Regions from separate parts of the Homo sapiens genome. Here region 1 is linked to region 2. Evidence: read pairs that join two places in POLR2A ChIA-PET (ENCODE). Cell type or tissue: Caco-2. All regions are shown on one strand. Links, peaks and the distances in the headings refer to the core of each region. The heading gives the core; the rest is flanking DNA. Region 1 overlaps PPM1H (protein phosphatase, Mg2+/Mn2+ dependent 1H). Region 2 has its middle 30 kb from the start of PPM1H.

Evidence for each region. ChIA-PET counts read pairs that join two places held together with the same protein. Peaks named below come from ENCODE experiments on the same cell type or tissue, not always from the same donor. Only the 100,000 strongest peaks of a DNase experiment are listed, where the experiment ranks them.
Region 1: POLR2A ChIA-PET joins it to region 2 with 6 read pairs; 3 of 35 experiments call an interaction of 5 or more read pairs at or near these places.

Annotation. Positions count from the first base shown.
Region 1 is chr12:62,833,307-62,836,225 of GRCh38, reverse strand. All of the region lies in intron 1 of PPM1H (protein phosphatase, Mg2+/Mn2+ dependent 1H), which reads left to right. Among named protein-coding and RNA genes, the nearest start is that of PPM1H, 100 kb to the left of the region's middle. In Caco-2, for the core only: no CTCF peak of the experiment used is centred there; a DNase peak (open chromatin) is centred at 1,665.
Region 2 is chr12:62,963,682-62,966,600 of GRCh38, reverse strand. It overlaps the pseudogene RPL14P1. Among named protein-coding and RNA genes, the nearest start is that of PPM1H, 30 kb to the right of the region's middle. In Caco-2, for the core only: no CTCF peak of the experiment used is centred there; no DNase peak of the experiment used is centred there.

The DNA of each region.
Region 1 (2,919 bases), core at 146-2,645, 130 kb after region 2:
CCTCTTTGTAAACTGGAAAATAATGTGACCAAAGGTATGATGATTCGTGGTCCACCAGCATTTCTTTAAAGCCTTCAAAATAAGCATCATGCGTAAGTATTGTTTAGGCCAAGAATGTAGATAGCATAGTCGTTTTTCCTGTTGACCTCAAGGTGGTACTGACTTTACGCTGGAGCATACAGCAATGGAGTGGTGCCCCTGGTCCACCTGCTTGCCTTTAAGGAATCTGTTGAATCTGTTAACAGCATGCTGCTCCTCAGCTTGTGAAACAAAGTTTTTCTCAATTACTTTTTATAAAATTAAAGATTTTGTTCACATATAGTTAACAAAGCATTTACCTTTGAAGTGCAAAATAAAATATTTAAGTTGATACTGGTCAAACTTGTTAGAGCCAAATGAGATTGAGAAGAATGAGGCCTTTCTACTAAAGCTGTGTAAAGTAGGGGAGTTGAAATAATATAAAATAGGGGATAAGAGTTGTGGCATTTTTTTTTTAAACACAGTGACTTTAAATTGATATTTAAAATTTAATATTTAAATTAATATTTTATCATCTGAATGGTAATCAGGTTTCTGACAAAACAGGCTTACATAGGTGGGACCACCATCTTCCCATTAGATTGACATTTCTGACTGTCTGATACTTCATTAGTGCTATTCATAAGCTACGTTCAACATGAAATGGCAAAGTAAGGGCACCAGTAATTGTTCTTTCACAGTTCCCTGGGTTTGAGTCATTGCAGGACAGACCTCTGAACCAGGCACCGACAAGAATAGATGCACAATAGGAAAATAAAACAACCCAAGAGCTGAAGCAGAAAGCTCTCAGAACTCCCAAGTGTGTTCGCATTTAGCTGTGTGACCTTGCGCCAGTCATGATCATCCAGGTCACTGGTTTTCTCATATGCATGCAATGAAGTTTCTAAGACCTCTTGCTGAAGTTAGGTCAACTTTGGAGTTTAATAACCACTCAGGGAAAGACAGGAGACGAAGCACGTTAAGGGGACAGGGATTCGTGATTTATGTAATTATAGTAGCTTTGTTGTCTGTTGGAAACGGCAGTGGTGGATGAGTCACCTTGGCATGTAGCTGTTGGAGATCAGCGATGCTTTTTTGGTTCAAAAAACGAAACCAAAGGAAAAAACACCTTTCTACAGCCCAAGATTAGGTGCCAGTGGTCAGAGTGATGCCAAGTTCTGGAAATAGCATCCAGGATCTTGTACGGATGACAGTATGGAGGGATGGTTGTCATGAACAGGTTTTCCCAGCTGAACCCCCACTTGAGCTTTCCCCAGGGAAGGCGCACATTTGGGACACCATGGTGGTATAACATCACCCAGTAAAAAATCCACCCCAAACATGTTGCTTGGGAAGTCACCACCAGTGACCGAGAGGAGGCAGGTGGTATTTTGGACCTCCTTCCTCTGCCTGGTTTGGTTCTCTGAGGAGAGATGTAAAAGGCACGTTCCAGACGAATGCATGTTCTGTACTACGAGCTTCAGCAGCAGGCCCCCCCAGTGACTTGGCCTGGATAGCATGAGCTTCTCTAGGGACAGGCAGATCTGAGCCACCTGTTCTTTCCTCTTTCCTGGGCCTTTTCCCAGACTCCTCCAATAGCCAGAGATGCTGGGAAAGGCCCGCCCTCTCAGGCCTGGACCAGACCTTGCCTGATTTTTTTATTCTATGCTTCCCCACAGTCCAGCTCAACCTGTCACAGACTGATGTCCCCAGGGCACAATAGGAAGAGGTTGGGTTAGGGGTCAAGATAGGCTCATTCTGAATCCCAGCTGTGCCACTTCCTGGCTGTGGAGCTTCTGATAAGTTGCTTAGCTCAGGCAGTAAATGCGGTAGGATTAACCATCATGCAGGTAGCCTCATTGTGTCCCTAATATTTACATTTTATCCTTAAGCCATATGAAAATGTCTTTCCTTAGAGGAAAGAGGAAATGCATTTCCTTGAAGGTGGGACAAGAAAATAGACATTGAATCCTCCCTTTCCCCACTGCTCAGCCCCTGAGAGTGTGTGATAAGCCCCCGAGGCCAATTTGACAAGCCCCAGGACAACAATTGTCAAACTTTGTAAGCAACAGTCCACTTAAAGACAAATCTTAGGAAATACTGTAATATGTGAAATAAGTAAACATAGGCTTTTGTTTATAGAAATATGCTAAAGTTGAAATTAGTAGTAAACCCGATAGGACCAGCGAAGCCCTTTTTATTGATACAGAAATTTGAAATTGAGGAAATAGATGACTGATATGATCTTTTCGTTAGAACTTTCAGATAAGTAATTGCAAATAGTAGTTAAAAAAAAAATTCTCCTTCCAATCAATGATATGGTCAATTGAAAAGATAGATGGCTTAATATGCTAAAGCTGCCCAAAATATGTCAACTTGCATTTATTTGATCACATGTACAGATGGGAATGAACTTTTAAATTATTGCATTTTTTAAAAATGTGTATACATTTTTAAAATAAAGAAAATGTTAAAATTTCTGAAACACCTCCATAGAGTTCCAGAGTTTGGCAGAAGTGTGCTTTGAAACACGCTCGCTTACATCTTGCGGCACTCAAATCTCAATTTGCTTTCCATTTCCTATTTGGTTGTGGCATGTGTGTGTTGGCTTATGGAAATTGATACCATTTTTAGTACTAAAAGCTATTTGATGTAAGAAATGGTGAAATTTGAATAAGGTCAGGAGTCTGGGTGAGAGTATTGTATCAATGTCATTTTCTCAGTTTTGATATTGTACTGTCTTATATAAGATGTTACCGTTTGGGGAATTGGTCAAAAGCTACATGGGACTCTGTACTATTTTTGCAATTTACTCTGAGCCTATAATTATTGTAGAATGAAAAGGTTTTTAAAAAGTCATTTGAAAATAATGATTTTGAACTGTTAGGAGGCTGTGCAACT
Region 2 (2,919 bases), core at 110-2,609:
GAGTCAGGGCAGACCAGGTAGCCGGTAATGGGAATGAGTCAGGGTGGAGCAGGTGATTGAAATGAGTCAGGGTGGAGCAGGTGATCGAAAAAGGTTGCTTTATGAGGAAGTGAAGTTTAAAAATAGAAGGCAAAGAATTGAACATACTGACATATTGATTCTTTGTAAAGAAATTTAGAACTCATATCTAACACCACCATGAACTACCAAATACTTCCTCATGAAATTAGACTTTTCCTTAAGAAAATATCAGTTTTGTCACATAGTTAATTTAGTCACCAAACATGGACATCACTCACACAGTGTGGCATTTTAGCAATAGAACTTGTAGAATTGAATACATTATATGAAAATCAGATGAGAAAAAAGTTAAATCTTCTTCAGGAGCCTCTGGGAAGATTACTCAGATTTCTCTAAAAAAAATTTAACAAGCCACTTTCACGTTTATTTTACAAAGAAAAAGTAAATACTGAAAATAACTAAATGAGAACATAATGATACAACGAGCCATTTTAAAAGATCTGTTTTACCTTCCTGAAATAATAAAATACTCACTATTATCTTTTTTTTTTTTTTTACATTTGCCAACAGGTCAAAAAGAACCTTTATTACTTTTTATGATTGCCACTTATGCTTTCTTGCCAGATGCCTTTGGAGCAGGTGCTTTCTGGGCTGGAGCTTTTTGACCCTTCTGAGCTTTTGGAGCAGGTGCTGCTTTCTGGCCTGTGGCTTTCTGGGCAGGAACCTTCTGGGCTGAAGCCTTTTTACTCGCGGCCGTCATCTTTTTTGCTGGAACTTTAGCAGCAGCAGCAGCAGCAGCAGCAGCAGCAGTACCCTTAGTACCAGGTGCTTTTTTGGGAGAAGCTTTCAGGAGAGCTGCCTTTTGAAGCTTCTTAACTTCATTCTTGATTATTCTGTTCCTCGTTTTCTTTGCCTTCATAACTTTAAAACGATCAAAATCTGTCATCTTGGCTTTCCTTTCTCTGGCTTCAATCTTCTTGGCCCATCGTGTGGCTGCCCATTTTGTATTGATGTCTGCCTTCTGCCAGGCTTGTTGGACATACTTTTGGCGGGCACTGTGCGGAAACTTGAGGATGAAATCAGTGAGCTGCATGCACTTGAAAGGCATGGCCTGTCTCCTCACTTGAGTGCAAGGTCCATCGACCAAAGCCCTGTTCTGATCAATAACATCTACAATCGCGACCAATTTTCCGGCATGAGGTCCAAAGGAGACATAGGCCACCCGGCCAACCTCCACGAAGCGCCTGAACACCATGTTGGTGGCGTTAGGTGAGAAGGCCACTATTATCTTTTTTATGCTAATGACTTTCTGGATCAAGACAGAAATTTGTAGGTGCAAGGTTTGATTTTTTTTTTTCAAATACTAGGATTAAAGTCATGAAGACATTCTATCCCTTTCCCTTCTCTTTCTGCTCCATGCACTGACCTGGGGAGAGTTGTTCTTGAAGATCCTAGTTAGAATTCTGGGTGCATTTTCCCATAGAAATAATGCTATAAATGAATATGTATACTTGAAATATTATTGCTTCTATATACTAGGTGTTTAATTTCCAGCCTAAGACCACAAAAACTAGTTCAACCATAATATACCTTGTATATTACAAATTAATTTTTGACATATAATCTGTTCATAATTTTAGGACTCTGAACATTTAAAAATTAGACCATCAGCTACATGTAAACAATTCCTGTTAGATGAGCAAGTGATTTATAGTAACAAAATTTACACCTGAACTCCTCTTGCATGACAGATTTCTAAATTCATAGAGTCACAGGATGCCAGAGCTGGAAGTATCTTCAGAATCACTCAAACCACCTCTTCATTTTACATATAAGGAAACTGAGGCCAGGATGTGCACAGTGGCTCATCATGCCTGTAATCCCAGCACTTTAAGAGGCCAAGGCAGGTGGATCACAAGGTCAGGAGTCCGAGACCAGCCTGGCCTACATAGTGAAACCCCATCTCTACTAAGAATAGAAAAATTAGCTGGGCATGGTGGTGCATGCCTCTAGTCCCAGCTACTTGAGAGGCTGAGGCAGGAGAATCGCTTGAACATGGGACGCAGAGGTTGCAGTGAGCCGAGATCTCATCACTGCACTCCAGCTTGGGCAACAGAGTGAGACTTCGTCTCAAAAAAAGAGAAAAGAAACTGAAGCCAATGAGGGGAAAGCATTTCTGCACTCAGGTAGTTAGGAGGCAAGCTAGGACTTGAAAACAGTTACCGTAGATTCTATTTTCAGCTGAGAAAATGCCATTCATCTACTTACTTGTTTGTTCTTCATCATATATTGAAGAAACATTTGCTATGTACCTTCAGTGTGCAAAATCTTCTGCTAGCTGCTGAGAAAATTCAAAGAACACAAATTGGCATTTGCTCTTAACTAACTAAAATCTAATTGTGCATAAAGAAAGAGAAAATTGGAAAATTAAGTTGCTGCACAAGAGTTACATAAACATAAAAGTTATGTCAACATATATAATTAAATGAATTGAGTTATTCAGAGAATACGGATAATATGTTAGGATTTCAGAGGATGGAGACATCAGAGTGAATTTGAGGGATCAGGAAAGCCTTCATCAAAAACAGAATTTAGACCCACTCACCCATCAGTTCTTTCAGTAGATACTTACTGAAGACCCGTTATTTTCCATATGCTATACCAAACCCTAGGAAAATAAGGATGAAAGACATTGCCCTTGACCTCCAAAGTTAACAATCTAATGGAAAGACAAAGATAAGAGGGCAAGAGGCAACATGAAGTAGAAGATCAGCATGTTTGGAGATGATAGTATTTTAGATATGAATAGAGGCAGGACTGGGATTAGTTGCAAAATTCAAGGAAGCACTCCCTCTCTAGTCCTTGCAAGTATAGAGTTGGCACTTGTCCAGACCTGAA